2 separate regions of the Homo sapiens genome follow, and region 2 is linked to region 1. Evidence: chromatin contacts called from ENCODE POLR2A ChIA-PET data. All regions are on one chromosome and are shown on one strand. Each heading gives the region's core, a stretch centred on a gene start or an enhancer-like site at or near the end of the contact. The rest is flanking DNA. Distances are from core to core; before and after follow the strand shown.

Region 1 (6,691 bases), core at 2,436-4,935:
GGCCGTGACTGCTCCCGCCGCAGCAGCCCCGTCTACGTGGGCCGGGTGGTGAGTGGCATGGTGAGTGAGTGGCATGGCCCATCCAGGGGCGGGGCCTACAGGGGGCTCCCGCAGGCCTCTCCCTCGCAGTGGAGACACAGGCTAGGCGCGGTGGGGGACCCGGGAGATGGGTAAGTCTTGGGGAAAAGACCTTATATTGGAAAGATAAGATTTGCACAGATGAGGGTGATGCTATGGGGTCCCCCAGAGCAATTAATTTATTCATTTCTTCAGTAAATATTTATCAAGTACCACTTATGTCCTAAGCACTGGGGAGACAGCTGTGTGCAAGTCCTGTGTGATCTCTAGCTTTATGGAGACTGTGTTATAGAGGGGAGGGGAGGGGAGGGGAGACAGACACTAACCAAACTACCATATGAACGAGCAGGCAGTTCACATGGTTCATAAATGATGGTGCACGCTCTGAAGGAACCCGAGGTGTGAGAGCGTTGGACTGCAGGGCCAGGCTCAGGGAGGGGCTGAGGGGCTCCCTAAGGTGGTACCCAGGAGAAGGGCATTCCAGGCAGAGGGCACAGCTGTGCAAAGGCCCTGAGAAGGGAGCGACTTTGGCAGGTTTGAGGAAGGAAGAGAGGCCAGTGTGCCTGGAGTGGAGTGAGCAGGGCCCGTGGGTGCAGAGGAAGCTGCAGAGGTGGGCAGGGGTGAGACCAGAAGGGCCTCTTGGATCATGGTCAGGAGGCTGATTTTATTCTCGAGGTAATGGGAGTTTAGGGGGAACGACACAATCTGGGGTGGGGGGCCCAAGCGGGTCTTTGTAAAACTTAGATCACACCATGTCACTCCCGAGCAATCCTGTGTTCATAGGACAGAGTCACATCCCCAGTATCGCGTTCAAGTCCTTGACCCTGCCCCACCTCCTTCTTCCCCATCTCCCTCCTGTCCCCCGGCTCCAGCCCCCACCATCTGCCGCACACCAGTCTGTCACACGATGGCCCCTTTGCACCTGCTCTTTCCTCACCCTGGAGCTCCCCTCCCCAGCTTTCACCCCCTGCTGTACTCAGGCTCACCCAGGCGGCACAGCCGACACCCCATCCCAGGCTCAGTCCCCGTGCTGCCCCACTGGTTGCAGGTCAACTGCAACGATGACCAGGGTGTGCTGCTGGGACGCTGGGACAACAACTACGGGGACGGCGTCAGCCCCATGTCCTGGATCGGCAGCGTGGACATCCTGCGGCGCTGGAAGAACCACGGCTGCCAGCGCGTCAAGTATGGCCAGTGCTGGGTCTTCGCCGCCGTGGCCTGCACAGGTGAGCTGCACGCTGGGATGTGGGTCATGAGCCCTGGGAGGGGGCACGAAGAGCACTGGAGTAGGAATCAGGACATCCCTGCCCTGGTCCTGCCCCCTGCCACCAACACTCTCAATGCGCTATGTGGCCTAGAGCCTGTGACCACCCTCTCCGGTCCTTTATCCAATAGCCATCCCTCCAGTGGTTGTTAGGATCAAGGGCTATCATTGGAGAGACTGCATGGGCTCAGGGCTGAGAACTTGGGCACTGGAGCCCACGTTCTCAAAAACTCAGGATTTTTAACTTGAGTTAAAAACCCCCTCCCTCCCACCACTTGCTCTGTGACCTTGAGCAAATGACTTCTTTCTGAACCTCAGTTTCCTCGTCTGGAAAATGGGGACAACATCAAGACCTTCCTCCTAGAGTGGGTGTGACATGAAGCTACTCAGCACAGAACCTAGCCCAGTGTCACTCTCGGCAAATATTAGCCAGTAATAACTGGATCCTAACAGTAATATCAGTGTCAAGAAAGAAAGCATGTTCTAAAATGTAGAGGGGGAATATCGAGCAATTTAAAACCAAAAAAGTAAAATAAATCTAAAACAAAAATCTTCAAAATTTAAGGCCAGAAAATGTCGATGATTGTTGCCAGGCTGATGATGGTGCTTATGAGAATGGGTTAGCATCACATGCTGGCTAAGAACGTAGACTCAAGACATGAGGATTGCTTGAGGCCGGGAGTTTGAGACCAGCCTGGGCAATATAGTGAGACCTTGTCTCTACAAAAAAATAAAATAAAATAAAAATTAGCAGGCATGGTTGTGTGTCTGGAGTCTTGGCTACTCAGAAGGCTGAGGCAGGAAGATCGCTTGACCCCTGGAGGTTGGCTGCAATGAGCTATGATTGCACCATTGCACTCCAGCCTGGGCAACGGAGCAAGATCCTCTCTCAAAAAAAAAAAAAAAAAAAAAAAAAGAGAGAGAGCACAAATTCTGAAGTCAAGGCCTGGGTTCAAATCCTAGCTCTGCTTCTTACCAGCTGTGTGTCCTTAGGTAAATCACTTAACTCCTCTGAACCACAGTTCCATTGTATGTAAAATGGGCACAACGGTAGTACCTTTATACTGGGATGGTTGTGAGGATTAAATGAGTTAATATGTGTGAGGTAGCTGAGCGTGGTGGTGGTGCACCTGTAGTCTTAGCTGTTTGGGAGGCTGAGGCAGGGGGATCACTTGAGCCCAGGAGGTCGAGGCTGCGGTGAGTCATGATTGCACCACTGTACTCCAGCCTGGGTGACAGAGCGAGACCTCATCTCTAAATAAATAAATGAATGTGGGAAGTGCTTAAAATGATTTTGGGTGCATAATAGAAAATACTTATGTGATGATACTATTTATTGTCACGACTATTATTATTACCAGGCTCAATCTAAAAGGCTGGTCTGGGGCTTCCAGCTTTTCTGATTCCAAAACCAGTGCTAAGGCCCAGGAAAGGGTGCCTGGCAGGGCCCCCAGCACATCCTCCACACCAGCAGGCTGGGTCAGGGCAGCCTAACCTAGGTTCTCAGCTCGGCTGTCCTTGCCTTCTGACTCCTGCCTCTCTGCCTGGGACTGCCTGTTCCCCGTGACCTCTGAATTCCTTTTTCTTGTGGAAACTCCTTCATGCCAGACACTTCCCTCTGAGAGCCCTAAAACACCTCTTTTCAAAGAAGCCCATGGGTTTTCCTGGAAAAACCCCGAAATCCAAGACCTGGATCCCCAGGCTCACCGGCAGAAACCCTGGTCATCCTGGTCACCCTGGGCTGTGGCCGCCTGAAGATTGAGCAGCAGATCCTGCCCCTCAGCTGCCCACTGCAGGGCTGTGTTCTGGTCCCCGCAGCCTCTTCCCAGGCTGTGTAGGATGGAGCCAGGGAAAACTTGGCCAAGAAAAGGGCTGTCTGACCACTGTGGCCGTGGAGTTCACGTGGGGAGCCAATGGTGAATTGGCCCATGAACTCTGGAGCTGGACTGCCTGGGTTTGAATCCAGCTCTGCCACTAACCCCTGGGTGGACTTGGGCAAGAGAATTGATGCCTCCAAGCCTCAATTTCCTCATCTATAAAATGGAGACAATGGTGACTGATCTCATTCATAGGAAGCTCTTAATACCAGGGAGAGATCACTTAGCACAGTCTCTGGCTCCGGTTAGGCTTGGGTTTGGGGATTTCCAGGGGAGCCTGGCATTCCAGCTTTCTTAGCCGGATCCCTCACTGTACTTCCTCAATGTCCATGAATCAGCCAGCACTGATGGACGACGTTTGCCGTAACGGGCACCATGACACACTGTGCTGTTCCCGAGCACCCCCTCAATGCTTGCTCTGGGAATGGGCAGACAAGGCTGTGCCCACACCCGCGGCCTCTCTCTGAATCACCACAAATCCCCACAAGCTGCTATTATTAGCTTGTCTTACTGAGGAGGAAATGGAGGCTCAGAGAGGGGAGTGGCTTGCCCAAGGTCATACAGCTGGTGAGCAGCAGGGTCAGTCTCTGATCCAGGTGTGCACGGTGCTGGGGCAGCCTCCTGTTAGACTGATGAGGAGGCCTCCCGGGACACCACCCCTGGGGCAAGAGTGGCACTTGGCTCCCTGGAAAGCAGAGACAGACCTCCCCCGTCCTCCGGTCTGTCCTCAGGCCCACTGCATGGTGGGATAAGACCTGTGGTTAGGACACCAGCCTTCACTGAGGGCAGCCTTAGGGCTGAGCCCTGCCCAGGCCTCAGGGGGACAGAAACCAGGCAAGAGGGGGAGGTCATAGCTGTTCCTTCCTCCTTCCTCGAAGCTCCTACAAATCTCCTGGCAGGAATCCAGGGCCAACCAGTAAGCTCTTACCCTGGCCTATCGATGGTGGCCCCAGGGCAAAGGTCGCATCCCTTCTCCCCCACTCCCAAACTCAACTTCAATCAAAACTAAAAGTAAAACAAAAGTCCCACAGATTACCTTATTACGCCTAATCTTGTTTCTCTTCATTTTTTAGATATTTTTTTCTGGGAATCTGTTACTTTTACAATACACATAAAAAGCACATTTTTAAAATGAGAGAGTAAAAGCACCCATAATTCCGTCTGCCAGGAGCACCCAGTGGGCCGTGTGGGTGAGATCCACACCGGGATTTTCCTCCCTCCCCTGTGCTCCTCGCCTCTCTGAGCTGAGCTCAGCTTGCAGATGCCAGTCAATGTCCTGTTGCTGTTTAACCTGTCATTGCAACATCAGCCCCTTTCCCAGCAAACAGGGCGTTGGCAGGTATGCAGGGCCCTCCCTCCGGACAAGTCTGAGGACCCTGATCTGTGCTGCGACCTATTTATAGGGCCACGTGCATCCGTGTTCTTGTACATTGGGAATGATGATGAGTCCTCAGTGGCATCACTAATGCACAAAGAGATGGAACCAAGGCCCAGAGACATGAAGGGACTGGTCCCAGGTCACACAGCTGAAAGCAGCTGGGTCTCCCGACCTCTGTGCCCTCCTCTGCCTGTTCTGCTGTTTGAGTCTTTAAGTCCCTATCTTGGGGAGAGTCAGTCATTCAATCACTCCTTCCCTCCCTCCCTCTTTCCTCTCCTCTCTCCTTCCTCCACTCCTTCATCCCATTTGACAAAATAGTCAATGACAGGCCTGTGCTGGGCTCCAGGATCTAACATAAGACAGATCCCTCACTGGCCTTGGAGGACTAATTAAAGAATCCCTCACATGCCTGTACACTGGAAGGATGAAGGATCTCCAGCCGTGCTATGAATGCAAATGATGGGGCAACCTGAACCTGGCAGGCAGCCTTCCAGGCAGAGGGAATTGCAGACACCGATGCCTTGAAGCTGGCAGAGGCAGAGCATGCTGGAGGCCAGTGTGGAGGAGCACAGCGTGCGAGGAGGGGTTCAGGGGCCAGACCCTGCAGGGCCAAGGGCCATGGCCAGGGCACTGGCCTTGACCTCAAGGGCCATGGGGAACCAAGGACAATTGATCACAGGAGTGGTGACATCAGATTTGTACTTTATTTCATTTTGAGATGGAGTCTCACTCTGTCGCCCAGGCTGGAGTGCAGTGGTGCAATCTTGGCTCACCACAACCTCCGCCTCCCAGGTTCAAGCAATTCTCCTGCCTCAGCCTCCTCCTGAGTAGCTGGGATTACAGGCGTGCACCACCATGCCTGGCTAATTTTTGTATTTTTAGTAGAGACGGGGTTTCACCATATTGGCCAGGCTGGTCTCAAACTCTTGACCTCAGGCCCCCCTCGGCCTCTCAAAGTGCTGGGATTATAGGCGTGAGCCACCACGCCTGGCCGGGGTTTGTATTTTAGAGTCTCCTTCTGGCAACTGTGATGTGAGGGGCATAGAATGGACATGGGGTGACCAGAGAGGTGGGCGCCATTGTCCCGGCAGGAAGGGCTGGCTCATGTTCTCAGCACTTGGACAGCAGGTACAGTGTTCCCTGGAATGCAGATGGGCAGGTGGAGGCCCAGAGCAGGGCGGATGTCTCCAGGACCTCACCCCGCTTTCCACTCCTCTCCAACAGTGCTGAGGTGCCTGGGCATCCCTACCCGCGTCGTGACCAACTACAACTCGGCCCATGACCAGAACAGCAACCTTCTCATCGAGTACTTCCGCAATGAGTTTGGGGAGATCCAGGGTGACAAGAGCGAGATGATCTGGTGAGGTGGGGGCCAGGGTGGGATCGGAGCCCAGTAGGGAGGGCCCCATGGAGAGGAAACCTTGGAGGGCTTCTTGGAGGAGGTCACATTTGAATTGGGCCTTAAAAGTTCAGCAGTATTTGAGCAGGCTTGGGGAAGGCCTAGAGGGAAAGTCAACCACATACATGATGGGGCCTCAGGAAGAATCATGCTGCAAATGTTGTCGGGAGTCTGGAATGCCACATTAGGGGGCCCAGGCTTGATTCCAAAAGCAATAGGTTGTCACTCAAGGATTCAGAGTGGGAGAGGGCGGGGCTGACAACTGCCAGGAGGGCTAGAGGGGAAGAGATGGGCGGGGGGCTGGGGCGTGGTCCAGGTGGGGAGTGATAAGCCCTGAACGGACAGAAAAGAAGGGATGGAGCCAAGAAATTAGGAGGTCAAAGGGGCCACTGAGAGGGGCAAGGAGGGGAGAGGAGTTGAGAAGGGCTCTGAGGTGTAGGAGTGGGCGCCTTGGCTAGAGAGGGTGCTGTGAGATGGGCCCCCGTGGGGGGAAGAACAAGGCAGTGGGGAGACACCCTGGGCTCAGTTTGGGACGAGGCGAGCTTGCATCTGGGGACATGAATGCATGGTCTGCCCGTGGGAGGTGGCGATGAATGTTGCTCATGTTCTGCTTCATTCCCGCCCCCCTATCCCCCTCAGGAACTTCCACTGCTGGGTGGAGTCGTGGATGACCAGGCCGGACCTGCAGCCGGGGT
Region 2 (6,691 bases), core at 1,522-4,021, 200 kb before region 1:
TCCTTCTTGTTCTCCATGACATCTGGCCTGTGTAGAAGAAACTGGAAGGATCTGGGGGCTAGAGAAAGAGGGCATCTTTCTAGCTGGGTGACTTTGACAAAGTCCCCAAACAACCTTCACTTTGTTCATCTGTCAAATAGCAATGACAACAATACATTTGCTGGGCGTGGTGGCTCACGCCTGTAATCCCAGCACTTTGGGAGGCCGAGGAGGGCAGATCACCTGAGGTCAGGAGTTCGAGACCAGCCTGGCCAATATGGTGAAACTTCATCTCTGCTAAAAAATACAAAAATTAGCCGGGCATGGTGGCAGGCACCTGTAGTCTCAGCTACTCAGGAGGCTGAGGCAGGAGAATCACTTGAACCCGGGAGGCAGAGATTGCAGTGAGCCGAGATCGCACTACCGCACTCTAGCCTGGGCGACAGAGTGAGACTCTGTCTCAAACAAAACAAAACAAAACAAAACTAAACTAAACTAAACTAAACTAAACTAAACTAAACTAAACTTTCCTCATTGGCATGCCATTGAAACTGCAAAGCAAGAAGGGGGCTGTGAGGATAACAAGCACTCCTAGCTTGGTGCCTGACACACAGCAGGCACTCAGTAAATGCCTGGAACAGCAAATAGGGTTTATATTATTAAAAATATGGAAAGGGGTCGGGCGCAGTGGCTCACGCCTGTAATCCCAGCACTTTGGGAGGCCGAGGCGGGTGGATCATCGAGACCATCCTGGCCAACATAGTGAAATCCTGTCTCTACTAAAAATACAAAAATTAGCTGGGCGTGGTAGCATGTGCCTGTAATCCCAGCTACTCGGGAGGCTGAGGCAGGAGAATCACTTGAACCAGGGAGTCGGAGGTTGCAGTGAGCTGAGATTGTGCCATTGCACTCCAGCCTGGCAACAGAGTGAGACTCCGTTTCAAAAAAAAAAAAAATATGGAAAGGACCAAAATGTCCAACCTCAGAGGACTGGTTACATAAACATGGTGTGTGTGCACAGTGCAAAGGAACAAAAGAGAAACTTCCCTGATTTACAGTTTCAATGCAAGTAGCAGTTACCAGGTCCCACTGTTCCGAGATCTGAGGGGCCCAGGTTTCTGTCCCCAAGGCAGACATGGGTACACAGATGACCAGCAGCCTCCCCTTTCACCTCTTTCCAATTTGCTCTTCTCCCTCTAGCAAACGCACATGTTGGGGTCCTTCCGCCTGGAACGCTACCCCTTGTCCCTGGGTAATTCCCACTGTCTTTTCCATTTTACTATATCCTGGAATCCTTCCCTGATTTCCCTCTGCCTGTCTCGAGCCAGTCTGGGCTCCCAACAACCCTATCTAAGGGAATGTTGTTATCTCATTTAATAGGTAAGGCAATTGAGGCTCTAGGGATGTGAGAAGACATGTGGTCAGTGCCTGTCCATATCCTTGAGTCTTTCCAGTGAGTGACAGTTGACTCCCAGCTGCCAATGTCTGCCTCCCTGAGCCTGTATGTCCCGAGGCTTTTTGTCCTGGAACTGCAGAAAGCAGGTACATGCAACAGGACAGAAGTGCTGGGGAGTTGACAAACCCCCGGCCCAGAAGCCCTCAATCAATCACTGTGGTGTATAAATATCCCAGTTCCCATGCCACCTGGATAGTCGGGAGGCTTTGTTTCAGTATTTAAAAAAAAATACTCCTACTTTTGCTCATTCTTTGTTTTATTTTTATTTATTTTTTTGAGACAGTCTCCCTCTGTTGCCCAGGCTGCAATGCAGCAGCATGATCTCGGCTCACTGCAACCTCTGCCTCCCGGGTTCAAGCGATTCTCCTGCCTCAGCCTCCCAAGTAGCTGGGATTACAGTTGGCTGCCACCAAGACTGGCTAATTTTTGTATTTTTAGGAGAGGCGAGGCTTCACCATGTTGGCCAGGCTTGCCTCGAACTCCTGGCCTGAAGCTATCCACCCACCTCGGCCTCCCAAAGTGCTGGGATTACAGGCGTGAGCCACTGTGCCTGGCCTGCCCATTCTTTAAAATTGAGGAATAATATACATAAAGTACCTAACGGGCACAAATTTTAAAGGTATTGCTAAATAATTTTTAATGTTTATACAGGAATGTGATCACCACCTGGATCAAGATATGGCAACTTCCAGCACCCCGGCAGACCTCCCTCATGCCCTTCAGGGTCTCTGCCTGCCTCTAGAGGTGACCACAATTCTGACTTCCAGTTCAGAGGCATGTGTTTCCAAACTTTACGCAGAATTTTCCCAGCTGAGTGGTTCCCATCATCAGAGGTGGTGGCTGGTTTAATTGCACACTCTCTCCTGGCTGCCCTCCCTTCCTCATCTCAGTACCGATTCCCTACAGTGTTTCCTGGAATCATTTCCCAAATCAACTACTTGCACGCAAAGCTGTGTTCTGTTGGCTGGTGGAGGACCTCACTACCACAAATAACATGCCCAGGGCACTCAGCTGGTGGGCAGTAAGGCCAGAATAGGAGCCAGAGCCACCTGACCCAGAAGGTGGCACTGCCCCAGGGAGAGGGTCCGGTCTGTGTCCCCACTCCCTGTCCCCACTGTACCCAGAGCAGCCTGGAGCGTGGGTTTGCCAAGTCCAGCCAGCAGATGTGGCTTCTTACCATACTGCAGTCCCTTGTCGGTGATCCTGGCGACCAAGCCGGGGTTGGCACCCAGAGCCTCTGGGGTGGACGTAAGCAGCAATGCCAGCAGTATGGACGGCAGGGCTCTGGCCAAGGCCCCCATCCTAGATTCCCAGTGCAGTGGGCCAGGACTGTCCCAGCTGTGGATTGGGCCCAGGTCCCTTAAGTAGCCAAGGCTCGATGGCTGGGGGCAGTTCCTGAGGCTGGATGGGTTCCTGGGAGCGGGAAGGGGAGGCACAGGGACTGGAACCTGCTTGCGACATCACTGAAGTCATAAGGTCATACTTAGAAGCCAGTTTTCACTGCCCAGATCAGTGGATGAGGAAGCCTGACTCCTATGATCATCCCTGTCCACCCTCCCCACAGAAAGACCCCATATTCATCACTGTTCATCTTGCCTCATCTCAGCCAGTCTCTTAAGAGCTCGGCTAGGAAGGCCTGGTTTAGCAGATGAGGAAACTGAGGTTCAAAAAAGCCACATAGCTCCCTTGAGATCTCACCCCCAGCAGAGGGCAGGGTTGAGAGTGAAGCTACATCTGGCACCAACCAAACTCTCTTTTTTAAAATATATTGGCTCGTTTATTTAAAAAATAAATGTTTCCCCCAATGGGAAAACAGTGTTTCTCAAACCTTGCTGGTGGTGAAATTTTCTGGAAGGCAATTGGCAAATGTTTAAACAGTTGCATGCCCTGTGACCCAGGAATTCAATTTCAGGGACTTGCCCTTAAATACATAATTGAGTCAGTGTGCCAGTAAATCACTGCTCCAAGATACCACTGCTATGCTGTGGGAAACAGGACAGGAGAAGTGAGACCCAACCTCATGTATCCACCAGAAGGGCATTGGTTAAATGAATTATGACATGCCCCTTAAAGTGAGGCTGCAGAAATAAAGGTATTTCTTGGCAAGGAAAGGGATGTCATGAGGCATCCGTTTCCGATGGCACCATAGAGTAAGGTTCTATTTTGGGGGGTTCAAAATAGGCTTCTATGTTCAACAATCTGGAAAATATTTAGCAAGGAGTCATGAGGCATTGTCTCTGGTTGTGGGGGTAGAATTATAAGTGTTAAAAAAGTTTTTGCTTGTTGATACGTACAATTTTTTTTTCTTTTTTCATTTTTTGAGACAAAGTCTACTCTGTTGCTCAAGCAGGAGTCCAGTGGCATGAACATCGCTCGCTGCAACCTCAACTTCCTGGGCTCAAGTGATCCTCCCACCACAGCCCCCTAAGTAGCTGGGACTACAGGTGTGAGCCACCATGTCCAGCTAATTTTTTGTATTTTAGTAGGGACGAGGTCTTGCTATGTTGCCCAGGCTGGTGTCGAACTCCTGAGCTCAAGTAAGCCTCCCGCTTGGCCTTCCAAAATACTGGGATTATAGACTTGGGCCACCATGCCCAGCCTCTAAAATTTTTATTTTCTTGGGGGTATGGTCCCGGGCATATATTCGCAGTAAGTAAAGATAGTAAAATTTCATTCTGGAAAACAAAATTTATAGTACAGACTGTGTTTAATTTTTAGAGTTTTGCCCCAGCCCTGCTTACATTTGTGAGTTCTGCTTTGCCCTCACCCCCAGGAAGCCTTCCCTGACCACTCCCATGCTTCTCTGGATTCTAGAAAGGGTCCCCTCTGAGGTCCCAGAACCCTTTGCGCTTTCCCCACCACAGCATTAACCACTCTGCTTTTTGATAATTGTGGTCCTTTAAAAATATGCCCACGAATTCTTTGATATTCCTTCCATCAAAAGGTAATGTTTCTGCCCCCTTCCCTTGAAATTGGGCAGGTTTTCATGATGGCCTCAACCAACTGAATGTGGTGGGATTAACAGGGTGACTCCCAATAGGTCACAAACAGCACTGGCAGGCACTGAGGTTAAGATCAGAATGTCCCACGTTAAGCACAGGGAACCCCACAGTCCAGGCCTCTCTGCTCCTCTGTACCGTGTTGCTCCTGTCACTGGGGCTGAGGTTTGTTGGGATCCTCATCCGTCCCTCCCCTCAGTCCCCACACCACCAGTCTGATGGCTCCTTGCAGGCACGGCTGAGTCTTCCATTTCCTGAGATCCTTGCAGCACCCAGCAGAAATTGGAAAGAAACTGATATTTATTGAGCACCTACTATGTGCAGGCGCTGTGCTGGTTAAGCTGCACGTCTCCTCTCATCCTTGCATCAGCAACCCCAGGTGGATATTTTAGTCTTGTCTTGAGATGAAGAAACTGAGGTTTGGCAGGGTGAAGTGATGTAGGCTGCAGTCACCCAGCAGGAATTTAAGTCCAGGTCTGCAGGATGCCATTCCAAAACTCTGGTCAGGGCAGGGTTCTCTTGGGAGGCAACAAGCTGAGCAGAGGCCTCAGGGTAAGGAGCCAGCCTTTGGGAGGCTTTGGAGCAGGAAAGGGCTCACAGGTGCATCCCCAGTGTGCCTAGGGGCCTTTGCTTCCTGGACCTCAGCCTGCCCAGGAGGGGAGGAGAGTGGGGGAGGACATTCTGGAGCATAAGGATCTTATGGGGACATAGATGTCACTCTTCCTCTGGCAGCAGTTTAAGGATGTCCCTGGCTGGGAGTCATTTGCAGGGGTGGGAATTTCCCACAGCAGCAATCTTTGGACCTTAGAGCTGCCACATGGCCCAGGCCTGGCCTCCACCCCTGCAGGTGCCCACTGCTGGCTAAGGTCCCTGCTGATGGCCCAGGACCCAGCAGAGGCCTCAGGGAGCAGCACGACCCCACTGCTGGTCAGAACCCCTGGGCCTTTCTCCTACCAGGCTGTCCATCCAATTCCACAAAAGCAACAGCTGCTACCACTCTGGCCACCACTCAGTCTTATTGCAGTGAAATAGGGACTCTTTTAACAAGGCTGTTTATTGTGTTCTTGTGCAGGAGAGGGCCCCCAGAAATGGCAGTGCATCAAATGATGGACAGGCGATCATAAAACTGTCCCTCTGACATGATAAGTGGCCACGAATGGCGCCAAGAGGGAGAGGAGTTCCCTAACAGATAGTTGACATCATCTGGAGCCAGCAAACCACAATTCCCTGGTAAGGTCGAGCAGAAGGGCAAATGTTGGAGTCTGACTTGTATATGACCTTTTTCTTGCGGCGACGGACCAGTAAGGGAAAATCACCCCAAGTGAGCATGCGCACAACCTTAGTAAACACACTGCGCATGCGGCCCCTCCCAAGTGCTGGCAGGCCATTGCGCATGCAGGGAGGGCGCAGCAGCCCACCGAAGGGAGGAATCAAGGAGGAGAAGAAACCCCAGAACCAAGCCAGTGTATAAAAGCCCCGAGCCAAAGGTTGAGCGGGGCACTTGATCTCTCAGTTGTACTTTGCTTCTTTCAATAAACCTTTGCCTCTGCTTTAAAACTTGCCTGCGTCTCTCAATTGAATTCTTTCCTCTGAGAAGACAAGGGCTGGGAGTGTTGCGGACTCGCCACCGATAATATTCTCACTACAAAAGTGTTACTGAAAAGATTTTGAAAAACCCAGAATTTGGAATCCATAGTGTCTAGAATACTGAGCAGCAAATAGTAGATAATTGCCAAAGGAATAAACAAACCTTATGTTTATCTTTATGGACTCTGGGGCCAGATGGCCTGGATTTGAATCCTGACTCCCCCACGGGGTGACTTTGGGCACTTTGTGACTCAGTTTCCTCATCTCTACTTGGGTTCAGCCAGAGGGTGGCATGGCAGGAGGTCAGATGTCAGGGCACTTTTCCCTGCTGTCTTCTCTAGATCACAAGTGTGGCAGTTGGCTGTGTCCCTCCTGATAAGGCCTTGTCCTTGGCTCCTATTATCTCCTTGGGCTGGGATACCCAGATGCTTTTCTTTGCTGCTTGAGCCTTAGGAAAAACAGTCCCTGGTTGGTTTCCTCAAGCTTGTCCCCCAACTCTAGAAATAGCCACTTTATTCAAATCCCAAGAACCAATGCAGTTGGATTCTCTTTTCTTGCCTGAACCCTGTTGGACACAATTAGCAACACTGAGCATTTCTTCTGCACTTATTCATCTTTTGTGCAAACGCCTGCCTCTCGCAGAGAGCTTTGAATCCTTTTCCAAAGTCTT

The links. ChIA-PET counts read pairs that join two places held with the same protein, here RNA polymerase II (POLR2A).
Region 2: POLR2A ChIA-PET joins it to region 1 with 11 read pairs in AG04450. The contact joins the promoter of LBP here to the enhancer-like site in region 1. POLR2A ChIA-PET finds 5 or more read pairs at or near these places in 3 of 52 experiments (AG04450, GM12878 and Panc1).

The regions. Positions count from the first base shown.
Region 1 is chr20:38,141,330-38,148,020 of GRCh38, reverse strand. TGM2 (transglutaminase 2) reads left to right here. Exons shown (of 13, transcript NM_004613.4): 5 at 1-60; 6 at 1,127-1,304; 7 at 5,822-5,957; 8 at 6,636-6,691. Among named protein-coding and RNA genes, the nearest start is that of TGM2, 21 kb to the left of the region's middle. RefSeq lists enhancers at 4,448-5,116, 5,117-5,786. Within about 2 kb of position 3,685, at least 22 of the 41 ENCODE cell types and tissues checked have a DNase peak (open chromatin) inside an H3K27ac peak, as active enhancers do.
Region 2 is chr20:38,342,562-38,349,252 of GRCh38, reverse strand. It overlaps LBP (lipopolysaccharide binding protein), which reads right to left and starts at 2,771. Exons shown (of 15, transcript NM_004139.5): 1 at 2,613-2,771. The coding sequence starts at 2,736. RefSeq lists enhancers at 4,718-5,495, 6,276-6,691.